Regions from separate parts of the Mus musculus genome. Here regions 2, 3, 4 and 5 are each linked to region 1. The links are chromatin loops, found by intact Hi-C in ENCODE. Cell type or tissue: heart. All regions are shown on one strand.

Region 1 (5,000 bases):
GAGGAAGTGATGGGCTCTCCCGACCCCTCACTCAGCCACACACCCACCACATATGGAAGCTTTTCAGTCAGGACAGGGTATATTCACTTGGGTGGTCCACACCCACAGGAGTAACCTGCTTGGCTCTGACCAGTGCGGAGGCTGATGTGATTTTTTTTTTTTCACTCATTTCCTCCTCTGCTTTCCTTTGGAGCCGTGACAGGTGGCTGAGCAGTTGCTGTGCACGGCTAGACAACTCAGCCTCCCAGAGGAGCTCAAAACCCTCAGACTTGGAGGTCTCCCATCCAGAATCAGCCCCTCTAAGTTGAGAAGGCGGTGGCTGGTAAGGAGGTTTGCCTTCCAGGGTGTGGAGCTTGCCCCTGTAAGCCCAGGTCAGGGAGGCACGCTAGTGTTGGAGGTCCCTGGGTTTTGTTAGCTTGGCTCTGGTGTGTGTGTGTGTGTGTGTGTCACTGTCTTGCACAGAAAGTGCGTCTCCAGCACGGAAGGTTGACACGCGGTGGGCATGTGTCAGGATCCAATCACTCGGTCCTATTCTCCAGCACTTTGAATGGTCCCTGAATAAGCCGCCCCTCCCCCAATGTCAGGGGACTCTTAAGCAGTCTATTGGGTGCCCTGGGCAATTGTGTTTCTCTGCGTGTTAGTTAAGGTTTGACTTATAGACAATTCAGTCCACGAAGATGAGTCACAGCTCTGGGCTTTCACACAGACCAGTCACCATCCTGGCCAGCGGTCCCCTTCATCTTCCACCCTGTTTGGGGTATGAGGTCCCTGAGTGTCAGTGATATCTGCAGCTAGTAGTCCAGAAGTCCCTGAGGACCATATTGTCCCATCCTCAGGTCCAAGTCGGCCACAGCACCGGCTCTGCAGAAATGCCTTTTTGGTCTCCCTTGGAGAGGTCGCCTTTCCATTCCTCCAGCTACAGCACCCCAACTTTCAGCAGTGGCTCCCTCTTGGCAACATTGGCCCGCGAGTGGATTCGCGTCCCCCCACGCTCCCGCTCTGTAATCCAGTGGCTAACGTCGCTCCCAAGCCACCCAGTCACTATCCCCTCAAGCACAGTCGTCCAAGTTTCTCGGCTCTTGGATGTCTTTCCCGGCGGCCAACACCCGGTCCCTAACTGTCAGGAGACACCCCGGAGCTCGCACTTGTGTCCTGGCTGCAGACACCTAGCCCCGGGGTCTAACCCTGCTCTGTCTCTCAGTCCCGCCCCATCGCTCCTTCTGGCTCCGTTACTCGACCGGGGTTCCCACCGCGCCACGTGCCCAGCCCTCCCCACAGCGCGCCCCAGGCCCGCCCCGCGAGCCGAGCAGCTCGGCGGCCGCGGCGGCGGCGGCGGGCGCGCAGCTCGGATTTCGGCCCGCCCCCGGCGCCGGCGTGACCCCTCCTCCGGGGCGCGGGCGGGCCGAGCCCAGCTGGCCGGCGCCCCGCCCCGCGGCCGCGGCTGCGGACGCTATAAGAGGGCGGCGGTCGCGGCGCGCCCTGCGCGGAGCCCGGAGCGCGATGGTCTGCCGCCGCGGCGCGGCAAGATGCTGGATGGGTCCCTTCTGGCGCGCTGGCTGGCCGCGGCCTTCGGGCTGACGCTGCTGCTCGCCGCGCTGCGCCCTTCGGCCGCCTACTTCGGGTAGGTGCCCGCGGCGGGCGGCCGCGCGAGGGCGGGCGAGGGCGGCGGGGCCGGACGGGGGCATCGAGCCCGGGGTAGCACTCGCCAGGTGCTCGGCGGGGTACACGGGTGGCTTGGAGTCGTTAGTTGGCAGCGAGCGCGCCTCTCGGTCCGCAGGTCGTTGCCCGCCGTGCGCCCTAGAGGTAGAGGGGCCGGTGTCCCCGACGGGCTTGCGCGGGGCCGCGGTCCACGGTGACTCCCGAGTCGCCGCCGCCGCCTTAGGCCGCGGTGTTCCTGCCAAAAGGCTGGAGCCTCCCTGGCCCCTGCCCACTACCCCCCTTCTCTCCTGGAAAAGTTAATTTAACAACAACAAAAAAACACGTACAAAATCCAGATGTTCCTTGCACTGAGCCCCAAAGGGGAGAAAAAAAACCCTCCAAGCTGGAGAAATTTATTTTTCTTGCGCTTTTTTCTGGCGCTCGCCCGAGCCTGGCCCCGACCTCGGCCCTCGGGAACACGTCTGGGAGACCTGACCCCGGGGGGTAAACGCCGCCGCTGTCCCGCGGGGTCGCCGCCCGCACTCGCCTGTCTATGCGTTAGCAGTTTTGCCGCGTTCTTGGGCGCGTCTCTTCACCTTTGGTTCCTTTCGTCCCTCCCTCTCTACTCGCTTTCCCAGGTTTGGGATGCCTGAACCCAGCGATCTTTAGAGGGACACCCACTGCACTTTGAGTTCTCCAAGGTCCTGGGTGGCACCACGCATGGCAGCGCCCCAGCTTTCTCTGCCCTCCCTGCTTATCACCCTTCTTTCCCCCTCTGGGAGACCTGGGTTAGCCCCTCGGGTCGCAACCCTGGTCCTGGGTGATCTGGACTGCGTCTTGGGCCGCCGCCCTTCGCCGGTCACCTGTTCCCTCGCCCCTGGCTTCAGTGGCCGCTCGCAGCGGTGTGGCCGGCAGAGGGCCCCGTTGGTCTAGGAATCTGGCACCCGCCAGGGCAGGGAGAGGCGGCTGGGCTGAGGAACCCTGCAGGTGTATCCTGTTCTCAAAGAAAATAAAATATTTTCATGGGAAATTTTCCCTTTGTGTTTTTCTTTCTCCTCCTTTCTCCTCCGTCTGTCCATTTCTTCTGGGTTGTCTTCCAGGGTCAGTTCCATGTCTCGGTTCCCAGGGTCTCCCCACCCTGGCTCCCCTGGTCCGACCCCTGGGCCTTGGCCTGGCACGCCCCTGCACGCCATCTGTGCAGCCCTAAGCCTCACCCGCGGGCAAGAGGGAGGGCTGAGGATGGCCGTCTGGCCACAGGTCCGCGGTGAGTCACAGCAGCCCATCAGCCAGCTGTGCCTTCCTCTCTTCTGGCCCAGTCAGGCATCTGACACGCCCTGGGCTTGCGTGAGCGGCCACTTTGCTCCTTCTGGGATCTCTGCTGCTGGCCTTGTGGCCCTGGGATTCAGAACCTACAGGTGATGGGGTTAGAATCCTGGTGGCTGTAATGCCTCCCATCCATCCCTCTCTCTCACCCTCGCTTAGCTGGCTTGATACTTTGCATCTTGGGAAAATTCTCTAGCTTGGCGCCTGAAGGGGTGTTGGAACTCCCGGTTCCGTGGCAGGGTTTAAGTACAGGTCAGCTGGCTCCCAAGCAGATACCGAAGACAATACTGATGTATTGCTATGGCTTGGGTCAGCCTCTACTTAGCTCTCTGTTGCAGAGGACCCATTAAGGAAAGCTGACCATGCCTTTGAGCGCTCCTCTCCTGCAGCTGCCCATTAGATCCACTGTCTGGGCTTGGCGGAAAGACCCCAAAGATGGGCAGAGTGGGTACCTGTTGAACCAAGAGTCAGAGGAGGCCTGGGAGGATAGGCTAGTTGATCTGGGTCTCTCTGGAATTGATTTCTGAGGAGTATGTATGTATGTATGTATGTATATGTTAGGGGCACAAGATGTATCCTGGGCTATTCTGTGTCCAGCGGTCCCACCCCTTCCCCAGCCAAGGGAGGAGATGAGTCTGGAAACCCTGAAAGGCCTGGCAGGGCTGGAGCTGGAGTGGGAGCCTGAGGGTGCGCCTGTGAAAATGTGGTGTGCTCAAGTGTCCCTTCCCAGCCCAACTGGAGAGGGAGTCGGGAGAAGGAGCTGGAATCTGGGGCTCTCCTCTCCCTTCCCCCTCTCCAAAGCTCTGCCTGGCACGGAGGCTCCCAGGCAGGAACACGGCTCCAGTTACAGCCCAGGAACCCAGAGAGGAGAGGCTGGCCCCGGGGAGGGTCACGTGGCTACAGGAGCCCTCCCCACCCCCTCCCAGAGCTGCAACCCAACCCTACAGCTTTGGCTGCCCTTCCCTTCCAGAGGCCTCTGGCCACCCTGCTGCTGGACCCCTCTAGGCTGGCCACCAGCCATGGGGAAGGGGCTCCGCTCTCTTCCCTTGGCTCCGCTTTTTCATCCCAGTCCCCTCTGCAGATCAGCAGGTGGCAATTCCATTAGTTTCTCTCAGAGCTGCTGCCTGCTCCATGCCTGTGTTCCTGGGGCCAGCCGGAGGTCACGTGTGGGTTGGGGGACAGAGACACAGAACCTCTGGAGGTTTCCCTCGACCCCTGCCCCTCCCTGGGAATTGGCGGGTGAGAGGATTGCTGTGAGCAACAGGCCTGTGACTCTGTTTCCCTGCTAGGTTGCAGAGGCCCCAGACTAAGTGGAGGTAAGGGGTCAAGAATTGTGAGCTAGCTCTCCAGCACTCTCCAGCAAGGGCCTTTGGGAGCTTGACGGGCTTTTACCTTGTTTTGTTTTTTAAACTAGGGAGGCACATTGTAAACCTTAAGACTGGCTTTCTTTCATTCCTAGGTTTTGGCCATATGCATCCAGTTTCTCCCAGGGAATGCCTGTGTGTCCCCTTCTGAAAGGCACCATAGACACTTGGGGCTACTATAGACTGGGCCTGAGTGGTATCAGAGCTTACCAAAGCCCTCTTTTTTTGTTATTGAATATAACTCCCATCCCGAGAAACTCCCCAGCTCCGCGGTTTGGGGGTATATTCACAAAACTGTCAGCCATCACCACTGTCTAATTCCAGAACATTTTCCTCACCCCAGAAACCTCATACCCACTCAGCAGTCTCTCCCAGCTCCCCTCCCTCCAGCCCCTGGCAACCACTAATCTTCCTGTCTCCATGGATTTTCCTATTCTGGACTCCTCGCAGAAATGGGACCATACGCTCGCTCTGTGGCCTTTTGTGTCTGGCTTCTTTCATTCCTTGTCATGTTTTTGGAGGCTCATCCGTGTTGTAGCGTGAATCAGGGTTTCACTCCTTTGTATGATCAAATTGATTACACAACAGCCTTTTTTATTTTTTAAAAACCCTGTTTGTCAGCTGATGGCTATTTGGGTCGTTTCCACCGTTTGGTTATTTCTAGTAATGTTGCTG
Region 2 (5,000 bases), 260 kb after region 1:
TTTTTTGACCTTTGCCCATACCTTCAGTCTTGTCTTCCTGTTAACTGACCATCCCGCATAAGGAGCTGCCCGTGGGCTAGATGGAAGGTTTGTGGCAGCCTCTCAGCTACATTGTTTGTTTTTATTTTTTAATAGTTATGATTTCTCTTTAGCTACCTGAAAACTCAGAGATTTATAAAACCCATTTTTGTATTTATTGTATGTTTGTACTGCTTTCTTAATTTAAAAATGTATCTAGAATTCTTTTAAGTTATTTATCCAAACTACTAAAAATAAATCAGTTTACACATTTAAAATTTCTCTTTGCAAAATGATTCAACGTTGGTTAATGAGGGGGAAAAAGTCACGTCCTTTGGATTTTAGAGGAGGGATTTCAGCTGTAGTAGCATAGAGGGTAACAGCATGCAGGGGAAGGTTAGCTCACATGCAGAAATGAATCCTACAGCATTCTCAAACAGAGGCATAACCTGGTTTCCTCTTGCCTGGGTGACAAAAGCTTACCTTAGGTTTATCCATTTGAAGAGCAGCTCATCTCCTAAGTGACACTGAGTGCTAAGTCATGAATAAATACTAACTGCCCACAGTACACAGAAACAACTCTTAAACATAAAACATTGCTCAGAGTGGAACTATTGTTTCATATCGTCTGGTGAGGCTGCTAGACCTTTGCTATGGAGACGGACTGATGAACTGTTGTTGTCTTTAAATTTTTAAAAAGATTTATTTATGTTTATGTATATGAGCACACTGTAGCTGTCTTAAGACAGCACCAGAAGAGGGCATTGGATCCATTACAGGTGACTGTGAGCCACCATGTGGTTGCTGGGATTTGAACTCAGGACCTCTGGAAGAACAGTCAGTGCTCTTAACCACTGAGCCATCTCTCCAGCTTCTGATGAACTTTTAATATAAGGAGATTATGCAAGGCAAAGCAACCATGCCACTAAACAATCTCTTTACATAAACTGTGTTTTTTAAAAATAGAGCCTATCTTTCCCTTTGAACGTCTGATCCTCCACGCCCCATCTCTCCAGTGCTGGGATTACAGGCATGTGCCAGCATGCAGCTTATGAGACGCTGGAGCTCAAACCCAGGGCACTGAGGATGATTGTCAGGCATCCCACCAACTGGGCTCTTTCTAGTAAGGCTAATTTATTTAATAATTTAAATTAAACCAATTGAAAAACCATGTGGTGCACAATTCTGTGCAAACTCTCTGCCTGCTTAGGAGTGTGAGTGTGTTTGTGTGTGTGTGTGTGTGTGTGTGTGTGTGTGTGTGTGTGCAGGTATGCATGTGTATGCATGTGTGTCTCTCTATGTGTATGCTTGTGTATGCATGTGTGTCTGCATGTGTTCAGTAGTAGCAGCAGCAGCAGTACTTATGGTGATTAAACTCTGGTACTGAGCCCCAAGTCTGGGTTTAGGGCTTTGAATATTTATCTATACATTTGCTTTCTGTGTCATGGTAAGCTGAATTGTGACATGTTGTCTCCCTGTTGTAAGTTTTTGACACGCATTATAAAAATCTATTTTTTCCTATCACACATCAATTTGTCGTGTCAAAATGCTTGAATTTAATTGAGAGTTTAATCCCTTAGATACTTTATAACTCTGAGCAACAGAAGTTCTCGGGACTGGAGAGATGGATCGGTGGGTAAGAGCACCGGCTGTTCTTCCAGAGGACCTGGGTTTGATTCCCAGCAACCACATGGTGGCTCACAATCATCTGTAACTCCAGTTCCAGAGAACTGAACACCTCTTTGACTCCCCCAGGCAAAACACCCATAAAATAAATTAAAGATGACTTAAAAAAAATAGAAGTTCTATATGCTTATCCTGTAGCATTACCTGTCTATGACAATGAATATTCTAAGGGTCCCTCAGTGCTCCAAGCACCTTTGCTGCTTGACAGCCCATGCCAACACCCAGGACTTGGGAACCCTGACTATTTACTTGATTTCATCCTCTGAGGGCCATGGATTCATTCATGGTTCTGCTGGGTGTTTCTTCTGTCCCATATTGAGGCTGCCTTGCTGGAGGATCCAGTCCCGTTCAACAGTCACAGAGCTGGCTGCAAGCCTGGCTCACATGGCTCTGCAGTTACAGTCTCCCCAGCATGGCCAGTCTTACAGATGATGGGCCTCTTGGAGACTTGGGGTACCTGAGAATATCACTAACTAAAAGTTCCAGGTGCTTTACAACTGTGTCCAGGAAGCACTAGAGAATCTCTCACTGAGTTTTAGAGGTCAAGCAAGTCACTAGGCATAGCCTTTCACGAAGTTAAGAGAATTTGAGATTGTCAGTTAGCACAGCTGTTTTGGGAAACACAGTTCTCAAATGTTTCCTAGAATTAGATCGGCTCATTACACTGATATATATATACTGATTACCTACCTCTCTTGGTGATTCTCATCATGTTGATTTTACTGACTGTGGCTTGGATTTGTCCCATTGCTTAAGGGCTCGTCTATGTTACTCTGGGATATAAAGGGCTTTGAGCTGCTCTGCTGTGATAGCTCTATGGAAATCCATTGGAACAAGCACTGTGGTCCTGGACTGGCATGGTCATTATTTTTCACATTTCTTACATCAAATTCTTCAGCTCTGTGATTTGTCTTGCCTTCACAGTTAGAAACACTTTCTTAATTTCCCTCTTTTTGTAATTTCCATTCATATATTGTTAACTTGCTAGTCTTGGTTACATTAATAGGCGGTAGGATAGCCACAAAGAACTAAATATAAAAGGGTTTTCAGTGCGGGGGTGGAGGTGGGGGTACAAATGCAAGGTGCTGGAGATGAGTTCAATTCCAACTTTAGTGGATCTGATGCCCTCTGCTGGCTTCTGCAAGCAACTGCACTTACACACACACACACACCCCACTCCCATATGTGTGTGTGTGTGTGTGTATAATCAAATAAAATCTTCAAGAATTACCTATGAAAGAAAACTAAATGCAAATAAATAGAAGGTTCCTGAAATGGTTCCATTGCTCTAAAGGAGGCAGCCAGTACGATGTGAGAACCTCAGTTTCCTTGGCTACCAGAACTCTAATAATAACTAGAGCAATTACTTCAGCCTTTAATAATTGATTCTTACATGAAAATGAGATTTGCAAAAGTGATCATATCATGAGGATCAGTATAACACAGATCGTTACTTACAAACACTCAGTGTATCACCAGCATCACAGAAACCTTCCACAAATGTTAGCTTGAATGAATCACTGTCAACATTTCTTGTGTGTGGTTCTGGGCAGTGAAGCCAGGACCAAGCTAGGCAGGAGCTCTAGACTGAGTTAAACATCTTCAGCTCTTATGTTAGGTTTTATCATTTTAACTGTATTGTATTTGTTACTGCATTCTCCACTGGAATACGTCCATCTAGAAGCTGAGAGGGGAGATGTACTTGTTTGTACCCCTGTACCCTAACAGGGAGTCATCTAGCCTTCTAGCAGAAAGTTCCCACTCAACGGTGGGAAAACTTTCTGTAAGGACAGTTTAAACCAGAGGGAAAAGAAAATTGTTTATGGTTATGAATAGAAGGATGCAGTCATGTCATTCTTATGACATTTTGGAAAATAAATACAAAATGTATTGATTTTGATCCACGAAGAACAGACGTTTATTATAAACGAGGTAAGACTCTGTGTCAAGTTCATTTTGTACACATCTGGAGTGACTGTAATGGAAGAAAGGGGTTTAAAAAGATACATGGGAAACGAGAGAGGAAATACAGGAAGAGGAAGAAAACAGGAAGAGCCAGGGAATTAGAAGTTAAACAGCGTAACGAGTACTTGTGAGCATCAAGTCATTTAAGCGCTTCTTGAAGATATATGGCTTCTTAGAACTGTGCTCTGAGAATGGAACTTAACGCTCAGATGCGGGACTTTGAGCCTCATCACCACACGGAAGGTGAAATGCTTTTGGATGTTTTTTGTTTTCTTTCAAATCTCTCAAAGAACCTACTGTTCCAAGAATTTCCTACAGCCCTAGGGGTTGAACTCAGTCCTTCCCACATGCCAAGGAAGTGCTGTACCACCCCTGAGCTACAACCCTACCCACCCCCCAGAGTCCTTGCTGCGGAGTTCTGCCAGAGGTGTAGGTCTTCCGGGATTACATTTTTCACCTTCCACACAGCCTTCCGGTCCTTGCCAGGAGTCTTCGGAGAGCTCCCTTCACGTCCTTATTCCTCAAGGTGTAGATGAAAGGGTTAAGGGTGGGGGTGATTATAGAATAGAAGAGGGAGATGAACTTGCCCTGCTCCTGTGAGTAACTGGATGGCGGCTGCAGGTACATGTAAATGGCGGGCAGGTAGAAGAGGGAGACCACCAACAGGTGGGAAGAGCAAGTCCCGAAGGCCTTGTGCCGTCCCCTGGAGGACTGGATCCTCATCACTGCCCGAGCAATGAAGCCGTAGGAGAGGAGGATGAGGGCCAGAGGGACCAGCACAAAGAAGGCCACCAGCACAGCCAGGGTGGCATCATTCGCCGTAGTATCAGCACAGGACAGCTTGATCATGGCTGGCACCTCGCAGAAGAAGTTGTTCAGCACCTGCCGGCCACAGAAAGGCAATTGCACTGTCAGGATGACCTGAACAAGGGAGTTGCCGAAGCCGCTGAGCCAGGCCATAGCCACGAGCTGCTGGCAGAGTGGGCGGTGCATGATGATAGCATAGCGGAGTGGCTCACAGATGGCCACGTAGCGGTCCAGAGCCATGGCCGCCAAGACAACGCACTCGGTGCAGCCCAGCCAGTGGAAAATGGCGTATTGCACCGTGCAGCCACCGTAACTGATGGTCTTCTGGGAGCTCCCCATGTTGAACAGCATCTGAGGGACAGTGGTGGTGGTGTAGCAGAGATCCAGGAAGGACAAGTGGCTGAGGAATATGTACATGGGGCTGTGGAGCTGAGGATCCAGCTGGGATACCAGGATGATAGAGATGTTCCCCAGCATAGCCAGAATGTAGAACACCAGGAGGACTGCAAAGACTGGGAGCTCCA
Region 3 (5,000 bases), 59 kb after region 1:
GGGCCTATCCAGCGCCTGGTCTCCTGCCTACACAATCTGCCCCAACAGAGGAAGGCTCAGGGCCCAGAGATCAATGGGGACCAAGACAAGGCCAAGCAGGTCCCTCAGTGGCCAAGGGACCCTGAGGACTGAGGGACAGGATCCTTTCCACCCTCTGAGACAACCTTATCCCACTATGCTCTCCCTGGGCCAGGCCTGCGAGGCTGCGGCTGGCCCAGCTGCTTCTAGAGGTTCTGGACTGCTCAGCTGTGATCTCTTTTATGGGGTGGGAGACTCATAAAGGACCAAGAGCCCCACTTAGGAGCTGAGAGGCTTGGCGGCTGCCCAGCCTGAGGAGGAGGGGTTGAGGCTTGGGAGGAGAGAGAGCTAAGGAGAGGCAGGCTAGAGGGGTGGTTGGGCTAGAGAGGGAAGGGCCAGGGAGGGCCAGGGAGGGAAGGGCCAGGAGGGAAGGGGAAAGAAGGCCAGGGAAGGGCCAGGGAGGGAAGATATGGGGGGAGGTTGTATAGGGGAAAGAGGGGGAGAGTTGGGAAGAGGAGGACTGGAGAGGAAGCCTCAGCCCACTAGAACTATATAATCTGTTCCAGTGACTGGGGCACTTCATATTTCCCTCCTGTAAATAAACCGGGGTGATCGTGCCCTGCCCAATGGCCTCCCAGGCTTGTCTTCACTCCCATCCCCTGTGTCCTGTCAGTGACTGTGTAGATTGGTCACACAGAAAGTCAGGCACGTGTCCATCCCTGACACTTCCCACCTGAGTCCTCTGCTTTTCTTCTCTGGACTGTAGGCTACCCTTGCCCCTCATAGACTCGTGGACTCAGTCTCCCCTTCTGGCTAGGGAGCATGGAGGGAGAACCATCCTGTCAGGAAGCCAGCCTCAGGATTAGACTACTTGGCGTTTCTTAAGCATACCCCGTTTAAGTTCCTCTAGCTCTGGGGCTTAAGTCTCCATCCCCAGCTGCTGCCCCATTCCAGACCACCTTCTCCCATCAGAATTCATCAGCTGCTGAGACTTCCTGATGAAGACCAGGGAGCCAGTCTTACTGGCAATCAGACCTTTTTCTTTCAGGGCATGCAGGGCAGGATGTGTGTGAAGAGAAGGCCACCCTGGAGGTCCCAGGAACCTTCATCCCTAGAGAGAGCTAAGGAGCAACAGTATCCAATGCTGAGCAGAAGTAGAACCCAGGCTTGGAAAGGCAGAGTTTCCCAGAGCCTGGCTCATCATCCTCCTGCAAGGCCCCTAGACCTTGTGCATGCCTTCCTGGCTGCTCAGACCTTTCAGACTCTGCCCATAGTGGCTCAGCCATGTGTACCAGGAAACAGGCCAGAAATGTGGGCTTGACTCTGTGGCCTTGACACCATGGCTTTGATTCTGTGGGTGGGCCCTGGGCACTTGTCCTGGACCTGTATCTAGTATTCCTTATTTCCTTCTTGGGCTTTAGAAGGCTGATGTTTATAAGTGTGACTGATTTTGTGTGTGGATTTTGTAGGCTGCAACTTTTTGAAGTTTGTGTGTGTGTGTGTGTGTGTGTGTGTGTGTGTGTGTGTGTGCGTGTGCTCGAGCATACCCATTAGAAATGCCACAGCATAAAAACATACCATATAGAAAGTGGTGCTCCTTCCCCCTCTTCCAACTGGGCTACCTTTCCTTTTACTTGACTGCTTGCTCTGGCTAGCACTCCCAGTAGAATGCTGGGCGGCAGTGGGGAAATCTTGTATTGTTGATCTCAGGGAAAAGTTGTCTGTTTTCCCATTAGGCAGGGAACCAGCTGTGAGCTTTTGAAACGTGCCCTTTTTTATGTTGAGTGTGTTCTATTTTACTCCCAGTCTATTAAATGTTTTTTTTTTAATCAGAAAAGGATGTTGGCTCTTGTCCAATGCTTCTTTTGTTGTTTTAATAATTGAGATGTCAATGCCCCCCCTTCATTCTAATAACATGGCATTTCATGGTACTTATATTTTATTTCTTGAATAACTCTTGGATTCCCAAGGGCTTGGAGCTGGAAGGATTTCAAATAGGCAGTGGAGCTGGGGGAGATGGACTCTCCTGGCTCTTGAACCTTCTTCATTCAATGATTCATGAACCAGGATTCACCCCGATTCCCCACGACCAATCTCAGTGCCCTGAGTCAGGCCTCACAACTGCTTCTTCCAAAGGTAGGCCCATGCTCCTCATGCACCCTTCTGGACAGTGGAGGAAAGAAAACAGAACACAAGCCAGGCCGGTGTGTGAAGTAGCTCATGGCACCCCCACTATGGCCTACAAAGCAGAGCTTGATTCTGTGACCCTGTGGTCTGGGCCTTCGGGACACCTGTTCTCACTCTCTGATGCTCAGGACAAACAAGATGCTGGTGAGGCTGTGGTTTTAATCTGCCATCTCCACTAGCAACCTCAGCATCCTAAGACAGGCATCACAACTGTTCCTCCTGCTGAGTAGTGGGGGAGTCCATGCAGAAGTCAGTTCATATGGCCTAGGGTCCAGGGAAGTCCCACTCCTGGGCGCCAAAGAACTGCCCCCTTGTGGCAGGAGACGGCAGGATGCCAAGAAGCAGCAGGCTCCCATGTCTTAGGAAGAAACCCACAAATTGGGAGCTACAAATGAGGAGGCATGCTCAGAACCTTGGAAAATGCATGCGTCAGCAGGATTAATGTACCATGAAGGTTTGTGTGTGCAGACACACAAGGCTGAGGGACAGGAGGAGAAAGGTGCCCCCCCCATGCCCACTTTACCTTGAACATTAATTACTCAGGGTCTGCAGGCACTGAAACAGCACACCATGCACAAAAGTCTGTAGTATTATTTCAACTGGAAAAAATATATAAAAATTGGATCTCTAAACCAGTAAATAAACTGAAAGGCAATTTAATGAACTTTAAAAGAATCCCCAAAGGCTGGGGAAATGGCTCAATCGGTAAAGCGCTTGAGGACCTGAGGTTGCTCTTCGAGATCATGTAAAAAAAAAAAAAATGTCAGAGTGTTGATCCTATGAGCTTGGATCTCAGCTCTGGGCAGGCAGAAACAGAAGGCTCCCTGGAGCTGGCTGGCATGCTAGCCTATGTGACTGAGTGCGTTTCAGGCCAGTGAAAGAGCGTGTCACAAAACACAAGGTGTGAGCTGGGCGTGGTAGCGCACGCCTTTGATCCCAGCACTTGGGAGGCAGAGGCAGGCAGATTTCTGAGTTCAAGGCCAGCCTGGTCTACAAAGTGAGTTCCAGGACAGCCAGGGCTATTCAGAGAAACCTTGTCTCGAAAAACAAAACAAACAAACAAACAAAAACCAAGGTATGGAGCTAGAGCTAAGAGCACTGGCTGCTCTTTCAAAGGACCTGGGTTCTATCCCCAGGGCTCACAACCATCTGTGAGTCCAGTCAGAGGATCTAATGCCCTCTTCTGGCCTCTGCAGGCACCAGGCATGCATGTAGTGCACTGACATGCATGCAGACAAAAAACATTCATATACATTGAAAACAAACAAGAGACCAAAAGGAATGACACCTGAGGTTGACTTATGCCCTCCACATTCATGTGCATATATGCAAATCTTCTCATAATGATGTGCATGCGTGAGCATAAGAGTACATGCGAGCATGAGCATGCATGCGCACACACATCACACACACACACCCCAAAAAGATCTCTCATAATATGCATTCTAAACACACGTGATGTTCACAGACTTGGTGTGGGAACTTACTTTGTCCCTTAAATATTTACTATTTCAGGCCAATGGGTATGAAGGGCTGCAGAAAAAAAAAATTGTGTGCGGGTTTCACTAGAAACTGAACATTGTGATGATAAGAGTCATAACTGGATTGCTCAGAGCACCCAGCTTCCTCAGTACACACAGGGGCTGGAAAGAGTTCCAGTTCAGGCTGGAGAGATGGCTCAGCGGTTAAGAGCACTGACTGCTCTTCCAGAGGACCTGAGTTCAAATCCCAGCAACCACATGGTGGCTCACAACCATCTGTAATGGGACCTGATGCCCTCTTTTGGTGTGTCTGACGACAGCTACAGTATACTTACATATAAGTAAGTAAGTAAATAAATCTTTAAAAAAAAAAAAAAAAAAGAGTTCCAGCTCACGTGATTCCATCCAGACAGGGATGAGTGGGGCAGTGTCCACCCTGCCACACTCCATGGTCAGCACCACATGGGGCGGGCTCTTGGGGTGACTGCTGTGCACACCTATAGCACCCCTCTCTGAGTTGGGGCCTGTGAGGCCCCTACTAGATCCGAACGTTGAAGGATAGTCTGGGAAAAGAAAGATAATGTGCTCACAGTTGATCTTAAGCGATTGCTGCTAAAATAGATGGACTGGGGCAAGTACCTCTGAGACCACGGTGCCTCTTCGTTGTGGTTCTAACCCAGAATGGGAGGTCTGGCCAGCAGAAGCCAGTCACCCTATTTAGCTCTTACCTTTCCAGTGTAAGTGCCTGGCATGGCAAGTTTTTAAAATCTTTTTTTACCATGATTTTTGTTTTCTTTTAAAAGACATCGTGTAATCCAAGTTAACCTCAAATTCGTGATCCTCCTGCCTCAGCCTTCCAAGTGATGGGATTACATGCTTTCCGCCACCTTGCTTCTCTTTTCTTTACACGTTGAAGTACTGAGCGTCAGGCTCCATCCACTTCTGCTTCTGTCTGTTCCTGGACAGACCGATTCCCCGCCCTCTGTGACATGTTGATCACAGGGGCTGTATCTGCATAAACCTGCGTCACATCACTGGCTTTCATGTTGAATTGATTCTGAGCACATTTGCTTACTTGTGATTTGATGTAAATGTTGAAATCAACTTGTCTAGGTTCAAAAACAACAAATTCCTTTTTACTCCATGTTGCCCTGGCTGAAAATGTAACTGTCTTATCATCTATTAAAACTTAAATTTTGGTAGGAGAGGCCCTTAGTCCTGTGAAGGCTCTATGCTCCAGTGTAGGGGAATGCCAGGGCCGGAAAGTGGGAGTGGGTGGGTTGGGGATCAGGGGGAGGAGAGAGGGGATAGGGG
Region 4 (5,000 bases), 180 kb after region 1:
GGAGGGCAGAAAAACGCATCAGATCCCCTGGAACTGGAATCATAGATGTTTGCAAGCTGCCACATGGGCGCTGAGAAATGAACTCCGGTGATCTAGAAATGCAGCCGCAGGGAGCTGCCCTGACTCTCCGTCTCCTGGAGCAGAACCTTTCGGTCCTTGTTGTGGCAATGGCAACTTCCATGATAGCACCTCCTGATCAGAAAATTTATTTTGATTTCTTTCAGTTATTAATGGGGGGGGGGGAGCAGCTCTTAACCACCAACCTCTACTTCCTGACTCTTTAGAAAAAATTATTCATTTTATTTTTATGGGTGTGGGTGCTTTGCCTGCATGTATGTCTGCATAACACATGTGTGCTTGTTTAAGCTTGGAGGTCAAAAGAGGGCATCTGATCTGTACCGGAGTTACAGACAGCTATGAGATCCTATCAGGATGCTGGGAATCAAACCTGGGTCCTCGGAACAATTGGCCAGTGCTCTTAACTGCTAAGCCGTCTCTCAAAGACCCCATTCTTCCTCTTAATGAACCTTTCTCCAAGATGGGATGTTTCAATTAGAAAGAATTGCTATACAACATGCATGAGAACGAAGTATTTTGTATATGTTTACATATTCATATGCTTCAGTATATGTTTATTCTTTCTGGTAAATAGTTTATTTTGCTTGACATCTGAAACATATACACATCCACAGGGGCTTAGTGTCAAGTTTCCTGGACGTGCATATGGCTTGTACTCTAAACTTGACATCTCTTTTTTTGGTTTTTCAAGACAGGGTTTCTCTGTATAGCCCTGGCTGTCCTGGACCTCACTTTGTAGACCAGGCTGGCCTCGAACTCAGAAATCCTCCTGCCTCTGCCTCCCGAGTGCTGGGATTAAAGGCATGTGCCACCACGCCTGGCTAACTTGACATCTCTTTACCCAGCCCACCCACACATCCTTTTCAATTTCTACCTATTAGTATATTCTATTTCAGAATCAGGTTGGTGTTTTACCTTCTGTACATGAGAGATGGAATGCACACCAACCCCTCCCCCATTAATAACTAGGAAAAAATTAAATTTTTTTCTGAGCAGGAAGAGCCACCATGGGAGTTGCCATTGCCACCAGGACCAAAGGGTTCTGCTCGGGGCACCCAAGAGCCAGGAAAGCTGCCTGCAGCTGCTAGTGAAGCTATACAGGTGTCCAGCCAGACAAACCACCTGCATCTTTAATCAGATTGTGCTGAGAAGGTCATTCTTGTGTCACACTAACCAGCCACTTCTGTCCCTGTCCTGGATGATCTGAAAGATGAAATGCTTCTTGACTGAGAAAACAAAACAGCAATAGTTATGGGGACAGTCACAGACGCCATGCAGGTTCTAGAAGTCCCCAAGCGAGTGGGTGCATTGCAGGTGAGCAGCCAGGCTCACATTCTCAAGACCGGGTTAAGAGTCTCACCTTTGGCCCAGCAGTGGTGGCACACACCTTTAATCCCAGCTTAGATCTTCCTGATGAAATGTTCTCACTGTTAAACATGTGAGCATATTCCCAAATGGCACGTGGCCAAGCTGTTAGTGACTACACGACAGTTGCTGGGCCATCCCCTTCCTTCTCCCTAGCATTTGTTGTATCTGAACAAACACATCTTTCCCCCTACATCTCCTCCACTCTAAAACTTTGATTTGACATAGTTGGTGGCAATGTTGGAACTGGTCGGAGGCAGGAGGCCCTACTCCACTCTGGAAGTTCCAGCATAGGACCTGTCTTCAAAGCAGGTGAAAGGGATGGGCGTTTCCCCTCATCACTCCTCAGCAGGAGCTTCTCTGAGATGGCCAGAGCCAAGAGCACTGTCTCTCTTTCCACCCTCCTAAGGCCCTGAGACCAAGTATCAACCCTTGAGGCTGTCCAGTAAGGAATTGCTGAATTTCTTTTTTTGTTTGTTTTGTTTTTTTTAAGATTTATTTATTTATTTATTTATTTATTTAATGTATATGAATACACCATTGCTCTCTTCAGACACACCAGAAGAGGGCATTAGATCCCACTACAGATGGCTATGAGCCACCATGTTGTTGCTGGGATTTGAACTCAGAACCTCTGGAAGAGCAGTCAGTGCTCTTAACCACTGAGCCATCTTTCCAGCCCCCCAAAAATGTGTGTTGTCCAGGCTGGCCTTGAACTCTTTTTCTTTTTCTTTCTTTTTTGAGACAGGGTTTCTCTGTGTAGCCCTGGCTGTCCTGGAACTCACTCTGTAGACCAGGTTGGCCTCGAACTCAGAAATCCACCTTCCTCTGCCTCCTGAGTGCTGAGATTAAAGGCATGCACCACCACGCCCGGTTTGGCCTCAAACTCTTGATCCTCCTGCTTCTGCCTCTTTCAGCAAATCCTACCAATGTGCACCACCACAACCAGTGGTTTTCCTTCTGGATCCATCTATAAATGACACCTCAGGACTGCCGGGACAAACTGTCCAATTTGCTGAAGGAGTTCTTTCAAGTCCCATGTTAAAATTTCCCATGTTTGTCAAAATCCTTTTTTCTTTTCAATCCAGTGTGTTAGTCTAAAATACTTTGAGCTTATGGTGACCTCGTGTGGTTGCTTGTATAATTGCAGGTTGGAGCTCAGCAACTCCCAATTTGATCCCATGGCATTAGCTACACTAATGAAGATTAATTGATTGAACTCCCCCCCCCCCCCCCATTTAGAAAGATAGCTTAGTGGTCAGGTGCACATACCTCCTTCAGAGGGAGCAAGAGTTCAGTTCACAGCCCCCAAGCTGAGGAGGCTCGGAACAGACATCTCAAGGTAGGCCCAATTCCTGTGACTGACAACACACACTCATTTTGTTTGTTTGTTTGTTTCAATTGAAAACCAAAGAGATGAAGTTCTGTCTCAGTTTATGGGGTGGTTTCTAGGTGACTGGAACCCTCAGTAGTCCATCTCTGGTAGCATGAGACCCCCAACTGAATCGCATTCCCCCATCACCTGATTAGAAGGGGCATTACCAGCTCACCCAGAAAGGGTGTATAGGAAAGGACTTCTCCCTTAGTTTTCGCTACCTCAGTTCTCAGAGTTCAGGCCTTGACGAGAGAAAACTGTCTTCCGCTGAAACTTTGTCTTGTTGTTGGTTTTGTTGTTTGGTTTTTGTCTTTTTGAGATAGGGTCTCTCTACTCACTACATAGAGCAGGCTGGCCTCAAACTCTCTCCCTCTCCCTCTCCCTCTCCCTCTCTCTCTCTCTCTCACACACACACACACACACACACACACACACACACACACACACACACACACACACTACCGCATGAGCTGGGACAGGAAACAGGAAAAATATACAGTTAGATATTGGAGAAATGGCAAAAGACGGAATGCTACAAAAGGTATTGATGGAAACACTCATATAACTCCTGAAATAAACAAGATCATACAAAGTGTTGATACAAAAACCCAGCTGGGTGTGGTGGCCCGCATCTTTAATCCCAGAACTCAGCACTGGAGAGGCAGAGGCAGAAGGATCTCTATGAGTTTGAGGCCAGCCTGGTCCAGGACAGAAAGATCCTGTCTCAACATCTGGGCTTCTCTAGAGAGTCATATCACTGGGGGTCTGGATAGTGAGTCCTACAAACAACCCCAAAGCAAGCCTACAATCCATCTACTCAGGAAGTTTAGAAGCAGTTTTCAAGTTCAAAGCCAGCTTGGGAAACTCGGTAATAGTGAGGCTAGGAATACAGCCCTGTGATAGCAAGCAGAAGGCCCTGGGCTTACTTCTGAGTTCTGAGGGTTAAAAAAAGAAAAGTGTCTGGCCTTTGATGGAACCAGCAAGGTGATGTAAATTTCCCTCCTACTGCCTGGTCTAAATTCTGCTCTTGGCTGAGGGAAAATCATTGAGTAACTTGGACCAGATCCCCACTAACAGGTTGACTCCCTTCTCACTGTGACGCATTGTCAGGGAGGGACCTTGTGGGCCACTGTTCTCACCTGAGTCCCTGCCAGGGTGAATTGCTAGGACCATAAACCTGTGTTCTGATAACCAGCTTCACACTATTTTTACTGAAGTCTAACATGAATCTCAACTCACTGAGTTTTTATTATGCCCCTGCACCAGCTGTGGGAAGCAGAGGACTGGAGAGCCTGGATGTCCAGTGTCGGCCTGTAGGTTTCTGTGGGCCATTATGAGGAGGCATGGAGGAGTCAAGTGAATTGACACTTCTCAGCTGAGGCCTCAGACAGCAGCAGCCAGAAGGGAGATGAACACTAAGGTGACCCAGTAAGGACAGGACGTTTAGTGGAGGTTTGCCACTGTTCCTCAAAACAGGTAACTCCTACTTACTCCTGAGAGGAAGAAACCTAGGATTTGAGCTTCTACCGGGCTGCTAGCATAGGTAGAAATGACATTCCAGTTATGGTGATGCCCTGGCGGGCTCTGGTCAGCAGTGAGGGCTCCCTGACCGTATCTGGTGCATGCTTCGGACACCTCCTTTATTAACCCTTGCAAGTTTGGTTATTAGCTGACAAGTACACAGGTGAAGAGCACCATGTCCCTCCCTGGGTAACTGAAGCTCAGGCGACAGGATAAATAGAAAACCCTGGTCTCCGTGAGCAAGGCTTCCCTCCCTTGACCACAGAGACCCAACGCCTCCCTCTCCAGACACAAGGATAGAAGAAAACTATTTAGAAACTAAGAGCTTCCACAGTTTATTTCTTCTCCAAGGTGTGACCAAATGGTTTTATTGCATTTACTATTTCTGGGTGATGCACTGAGCAGAAAAAGAAACTCTGTTCCAAAGTCTTAAGAGTCTTTGATTGGGTCTGGACTAGAGGCTTCTTCATGTGAAAATCAGGACAGAGAGCACCAGAGGCCTTGAACTCATTTCCCAAACCTCCTATCTGCTGAGAGCCGTTACAGCCCACTGGCTGCCTGCAGCTCTCAGGTCCAGTCACAGCCACACTGAGCCTGGCCAACACCAGTGTGCCAGGGCAGTGTGGGACCACGTGTTTGGTTGCTTGAGGTTTCCTAGCAA
Region 5 (5,000 bases), 120 kb after region 1:
CGGACAGCCCGCTGGCACACAGCTCAGAGTAAAGGCACCAAGACCAACCCAGGCAGACAGATTCCTCTTCTGGGAAATACCTGGCCTCACATTCCTCATCTGCACTTGGAAAGCAGCTCCTCTGGGGGGCTGCAGGCTGCATGAGGCCTGAGCCGAGAGTACAGGTCAGAAAACAAAATGCACATTCATCCCCAAGGACAGGACAGAGCGAGGAGGAAGGGCAAACAGAAGGAAATCATATTCTGTTTCCACACACACCCTATACCTCCATGGTGACTTTGTAGCACAGAGCAATATCAGGCATGGAGACCACAGGTGTGGAAAGGCCAAGTCACTCTCCCTAACCAGCTTCCCAGCCAACCCAGATCAGCACAGTGCAACCCTGAGGATCCTGCCTTTGGACCCAGGAACACCAACACCCACAGTGCCACTCATGTCTATTCCTACAAACCCTGCCCTGGGGCCCAGAGATCGCCATCAGGCAAAATGTATTAACTGTACCATCAGGGACCCTTTGTGAGAATTCTGCCAAACAGCACAGCATTTGCACACTTGAGGTCCTTATCCTATGGTGCTGTCAGAGTCATCGGAGAGGAGGGAACCTCAATTGAGAAAATACCTCCATAAGATTCATTTGTAGGCAGCCTATAGGACAGTTTCTTAATTAGTGATTTAAGGGGGGCGGGGGGAAGTCCACGGTAGGTGAGATTACCCCAGGACTGGTAATCCTGGGTTCTGTAAGAAAGTAGGCTGAGCAAGTCATGAGAAGCAAGCCAGCAAGCAGCATTCCTCCATGGCCTCTGCATCAGCTCCTGTCTCCAGGTTCCTGCCCATTTTGAGTTCCTGTCCTGGCTGCCTTCAATGATGAACTGTTATGTAAGTGTACACAGAATAAGCCCTCTCCTCCCCAGCTTGCTTTTTGCTCATGATGTTTCATCATAGCAATAGACACCATGACTAAGATGGATACCTATATCTAGGACTCTCAAGGGCTTCTAAGCCGTCTTAAAAGACAGTTTGGGCCAAGCTGATCAGATGCCATCTTCTGTCCTCCACTGTGATGTATGGTCGGGGACATGGCGAGTGGCTTCAGGCATAAGTGCTGAGAGCCCTGAGCACTGTCCTACACCAGTGTCTGGGGACGGTCCTTCTGGGCATGTGACAACAGCAAGCAGCAAAGAAAGAGTTAGCAGGGGATGGTGAGATGGCTCAGTGGGTAAGAGTACCCAACTGCTCTTCCAAAGGTCCGGAGTTCAAATCCCAGCAACCACATGGTGGCTCACAACCATCCGTAACGAGATCTGACACCCTCTTCTGGTGTGTCTGAAGACAGCTACAGTGTACTTACATATAATATATAAATAAATCTTTAAAAAAAAAAAAAAGAAAGAGTTAGCAAACAGATGACTCAGAGCACACTATGCGTGTTTTGGTCACAGAATGGGAGGGCACCTTACTGCTGATTTCATCCAGATAAACCATAAAAATGCATGGCCTGTGTACTCCAGCAGGGAGTGTTGCGGTGGGGACTTCTACAGGCTTTTCAGAAACCCACAATCACAGGACCCTGGGGCTCTGGGGACAGAGGGGGCCAGGCAGAGGTGAAGTGAGGTAAGAGATTAGGTACCTGCTATGGGTGCTCCCTGGAGGGACAAGGAGGCATGCTAGCACTAGAAGTTGACAACAGAGCAGATTTGGGGTTGGGGCAGCATAGGACTCTAATGTTAAAACCCAGAGTTCATATGCTGCAAACTTCAGGACACTCTGAAACAGTCTGTGCACAAAATCATTGAAAAAAATGTATAAAATCACCCTTGGCCTGTGTGCCTAAAGCAGATATGAAGCAGCAGTGAATTCCACATGCAGACTTGAGCTCTGTTATTTCATTACTGTTCACAAATATTCCACAATCTGAAACTCCAGAGTCTGAGATACCTGTTACCACATGACACTGAACAAAAGACAATGACCTGTATGTATTGTTTTCAACCTATTTTAAGCTCACAAGTCTTTAAGGATGATCTGAGGGGGCAACAGCATCAAGCTGTGCTCTTCTCAGATACCATGGCCAATCTTCCTGCTCTCCAGGCCCAAGCCCTTGATACTGGCAGCCTGTGGCCCGCAGGAAGCATTCACTACAGCAGTCTCTGGGGAGCTTCCCTGCGTAAAGTTTAACTCCCGACAGCAAAAGCTCGCCGTGCTTCAAGACTGCCCCTGTGTGTTCACATGCACATAGCACACCTTCAGAAGAGGCTGGGCCTGGGGCCTCAGTCAAGGCTTCCAGTTTCCACCTCCCAGTGGTAAGATAGAAGCTAGCTGAGCACTGCAGCACATGAAGGTGTGGGCAAGGTGCCAACCCTCCCCACCAAGCTGTGGGTAAGAAAACCACCGAGTTCCTACCTCCTTGGAAGCCATCTTCCCCATTAAACCTCAGTACATGTGAGCTTCCTGCACAGAGCAGCCAGCTGGGCACGCCCATGTGCTAGAAAAAAGGATAGTGCCTCCTTCCTACCAAGTATACTCAAAACACTTCCGGGAGTCCCCAGGAGACATAAACAACAGACTGTCACACTCCAAGTGCTCTATTCACCCCATGCAAGTGCCCTGTGATGACCACTTCCTGTGCCCCCTACAAAGAACAGGTCCCTAATAACGCAATCAAATCCCAGCATGCTGTTGCTAGCACTGTGGTTACAAAGAAATCTCTGATTCTGACATCTATAATATGGGAGGTTGGCCTGCATCAGTTCGGGGACTGATCAGGAAGGGGAGCTTTCCCCAAGGTAATGCTATCTGGACATCGAGCCACAGGCAGCCTGTGCACAAGACTAGGCCTTCTGTCACTGGGTGGTCAGCAGAACTCTCACCAAACGAGACCCACTGGATGGATGTCTATCTTGCAATGAACCTATGACTTCATGAGTTATAAAGTCATGAGAGCCCCAGGAATCTCCTTAGGGAAGTTACTTTACTTTTAGGCTATTGTGGCCTCCTCAGTCCTCCCTCCACTGGCATAGCTGCCACCCTCCTAAACATTATAGTGCCTCCTAACTAAAGCGCCCCCTGCCCCAAGCGGAGAGGACAGGCATGCACACATATCATTTCCTCCCTCAGTCCTCCTCCATTGGGACAGCTCTCATCCGGCTACAGTATCACATGCCTACTTACATCATCTCCTTACTCCTGCCTCCACTAGGAGACCCCACTTACTCCTTCTCTGCTTGTGCCTCACGGGTCACTCTTGGTCTTGAGAGGACAGAGCACAGCAGTTTGTTCTCTCACACTGACAGATGTTCTGCTTCGTTTTGTAGCATTTCATCTCTTACATGGAGGCCCTCACTTGGCTGAGCCTAATCCAGGGAAGCTGAACACCATGGGCAACACACACACACACACACATCATGTCCAAATGGACTACCCCTATCCTGGGCCTTGGTACTATGTTCTGCTGCCCCACTGACCCAATGCACAGTACCTGAACCTGAAAACTCAGCTCTGTGTCCAAGAATTCAAGGACGCAGACCTCTACAGTGTACATCTGGGTAGTGGCTGAAAAGACCCAACGTGATGCCAAAGGATAGTGGTAGGCTGGTAGGGGCAGGTCAGGGTAGATGTGGATCACACAGAATGCATCTGAGAGTGCCGCTTCCTGAATTAAGCTGAGGAGAGGCAAGGGCTAGAGACTTGAAGGTTCTTTTGGAAGGCTCACCCAAGCCCTTCGCTGTTGTTCAGAGATGCTCTGAGTGTGTCTCCCAAAAGTTCATATGCTAGGTGCGCTAAGTGATGCTGAGAAGGGGTGGTGCCTTGAAGGGGCAGAGCCTAGGCGGAGGTCACCAGGTCATATGGAGACTGTCTTTAGGAGGATTGTGGGATCTTAGTAAGTTTCTGAGAGAGCTAGTTGTAGCAAAGGAACAAGCCTGTCTCCGCAATCTCTTCAGCATCCTGTCCTGTTAACTATTCTTAACATGGTGCTATCTGCCATGTGACCCTCTTAGCAGAGACCAAACAAATGGAGCTGTCCAATCTTGAACGTTAAGCTTTCAGAATGTAAATTACCTAATCTTTCCTTTATATAACACCTAGCTTCTGGTATCTTAGTTTTCTATACCACAAGGAAAGATCCAATCAAGCTGGGCAGTGGCGGCGCACACCTTTAATCCCAGCACTTGGGAGGCAGAGGCAGGAGGATCTCTGTGAGTTTGAGGCCAGCCTGGTCTATAGAGTGAGTTCCAGGACAGCCAGGGCTATAGAGAAACTCTGCTTCAAAAAACCAAAAAACCAAAAAAAAAAAAAAAGGAAAGACCCAATCTACTTATCTAGAGAAAAGATTTAACCTAACTCATGGTTCTAGAGGGTCCCAGTCCAACGTCAAGTGGTCCCTAATGCTGTGCACCTGTGGTGAGGCAGGACACCACAACAGGAACAAAACTACTCACTGTATCACTAGCAAACAGGAGGAGAGGGAAAACGTCTAAGAAAGTCTTTCCTTCTAAAGGCCCCACCATCTCCTAAGAGTGCCACCTTGAGAGGTAAGCCTTTGGGAGACATTCAAGAACCAAGCCCTGCCCTGAAACCTAATTATCTGTCAAGGGCAGGTGTAAGTTGGCAGTCTGGAAGGGTTGTTCCAGCCTGTGACTGCCTGCGAGCTGGAGCCAGCAGCTGCTGATTGATGGGCCTGCTGAACACGAATCACAGCATGCTGAGTGAGGCTCTAATTTTGGAAGTGAGCACACGCACTGCCCTGCTGGCCACTCACCTGCATGCCTCTCTGCAGAGGAAGCAAAGACCTTGTTCCTGAGCACTAAGGCGTCTTCCAGGAGCTCAATCTTGCTGCTGAACTGCACTTCTAAGATGGGAATGACCTCTGGCATCTTGGCAGATATCAGCTGGTAAGCCACGTCTGGCTTCCCAATGAAGCGCTGGCGTATGCTGACCTCATAAGGAGAGTGAACCTTGATATCATCAACATCTTCCTTCTCAAATCTGTGCAGGAGCAACGA

Evidence for each region. Hi-C counts contacts between places; a loop is a spot of excess contacts. Peaks named below come from ENCODE experiments on the same cell type or tissue, not always from the same donor. Only the 100,000 strongest peaks of a DNase experiment are listed, where the experiment ranks them.
Region 2: it touches region 1 in a loop (6-fold over the local background); 6 of 42 quality-filtered maps call a loop at or near these places.
Region 3: it touches region 1 in a loop (4-fold over the local background); 6 of 42 quality-filtered maps call a loop at or near these places.
Region 4: it touches region 1 in a loop (5-fold over the local background); 40 of 42 quality-filtered maps call a loop at or near these places.
Region 5: a loop joins it to region 1, with 5 times the contacts of the local background. A loop is called at or near these places in 9 of 42 quality-filtered maps.

What each region holds. Positions count from the first base shown.
Region 1 is chr11:59,305,447-59,310,446 of GRCm38, forward strand. It overlaps Wnt9a (wingless-type MMTV integration site family, member 9A), which reads left to right and starts at 1,484. Exons shown (of 4, transcript NM_139298.2): 1 at 1,484-1,621. The coding sequence starts at 1,527. In heart, CTCF peaks have their summits at 1,640 and 2,533 (motif pointing right); DNase peaks (open chromatin) are centred at 1,335, 2,545, 2,905, 3,795 and 2 weaker places; H3K4me3 peaks cover 3,794 bases; H3K27ac peaks cover 2,693 bases; H3K27me3 peaks cover 4,542 bases.
Region 2 is chr11:59,566,660-59,571,659 of GRCm38, forward strand. Nlrp3 (NLR family, pyrin domain containing 3) reads left to right here. Exons shown (of 10, transcript NM_145827.4): 10 at 1-296. Olfr222 (olfactory receptor 222) reads right to left here. Exons shown (of 1, transcript NM_001011789.1): 1 at 4,123-5,000. The coding sequence ends at 4,123. Among named protein-coding and RNA genes, the nearest start is that of Olfr222, 2.6 kb to the right of the region's middle. In heart, a CTCF peak has its summit at 2,838 (motif pointing left); no DNase peak of the experiment used is centred here; H3K27me3 peaks cover 2,159 bases.
Region 3 is chr11:59,364,318-59,369,317 of GRCm38, forward strand. No RefSeq gene overlaps it. Among named protein-coding and RNA genes, the nearest start is that of Gm15755, 8.6 kb to the right of the region's middle. In heart, a CTCF peak has its summit at 2,530 (motif pointing left); no DNase peak of the experiment used is centred here; H3K27ac peaks cover 774 bases.
Region 4 is chr11:59,480,871-59,485,870 of GRCm38, forward strand. It overlaps Zkscan17 (zinc finger with KRAB and SCAN domains 17), which reads right to left. Exons shown (of 10, transcript NM_172941.4): 10 at 4,650-5,000. Among named protein-coding and RNA genes, the nearest start is that of Zfp867, 11 kb to the left of the region's middle. In heart, CTCF peaks have their summits at 2,572 and 2,792; no DNase peak of the experiment used is centred here; H3K27me3 peaks cover 333 bases.
Region 5 is chr11:59,423,585-59,428,584 of GRCm38, forward strand. It overlaps Snap47 (synaptosomal-associated protein, 47), which reads right to left. Exons shown (of 5, transcript NM_144521.3): 3 at 4,757-5,000. Among named protein-coding and RNA genes, the nearest start is that of Snap47, 24 kb to the right of the region's middle. In heart, CTCF peaks have their summits at 2,222 and 4,746; a DNase peak (open chromatin) is centred at 4,667.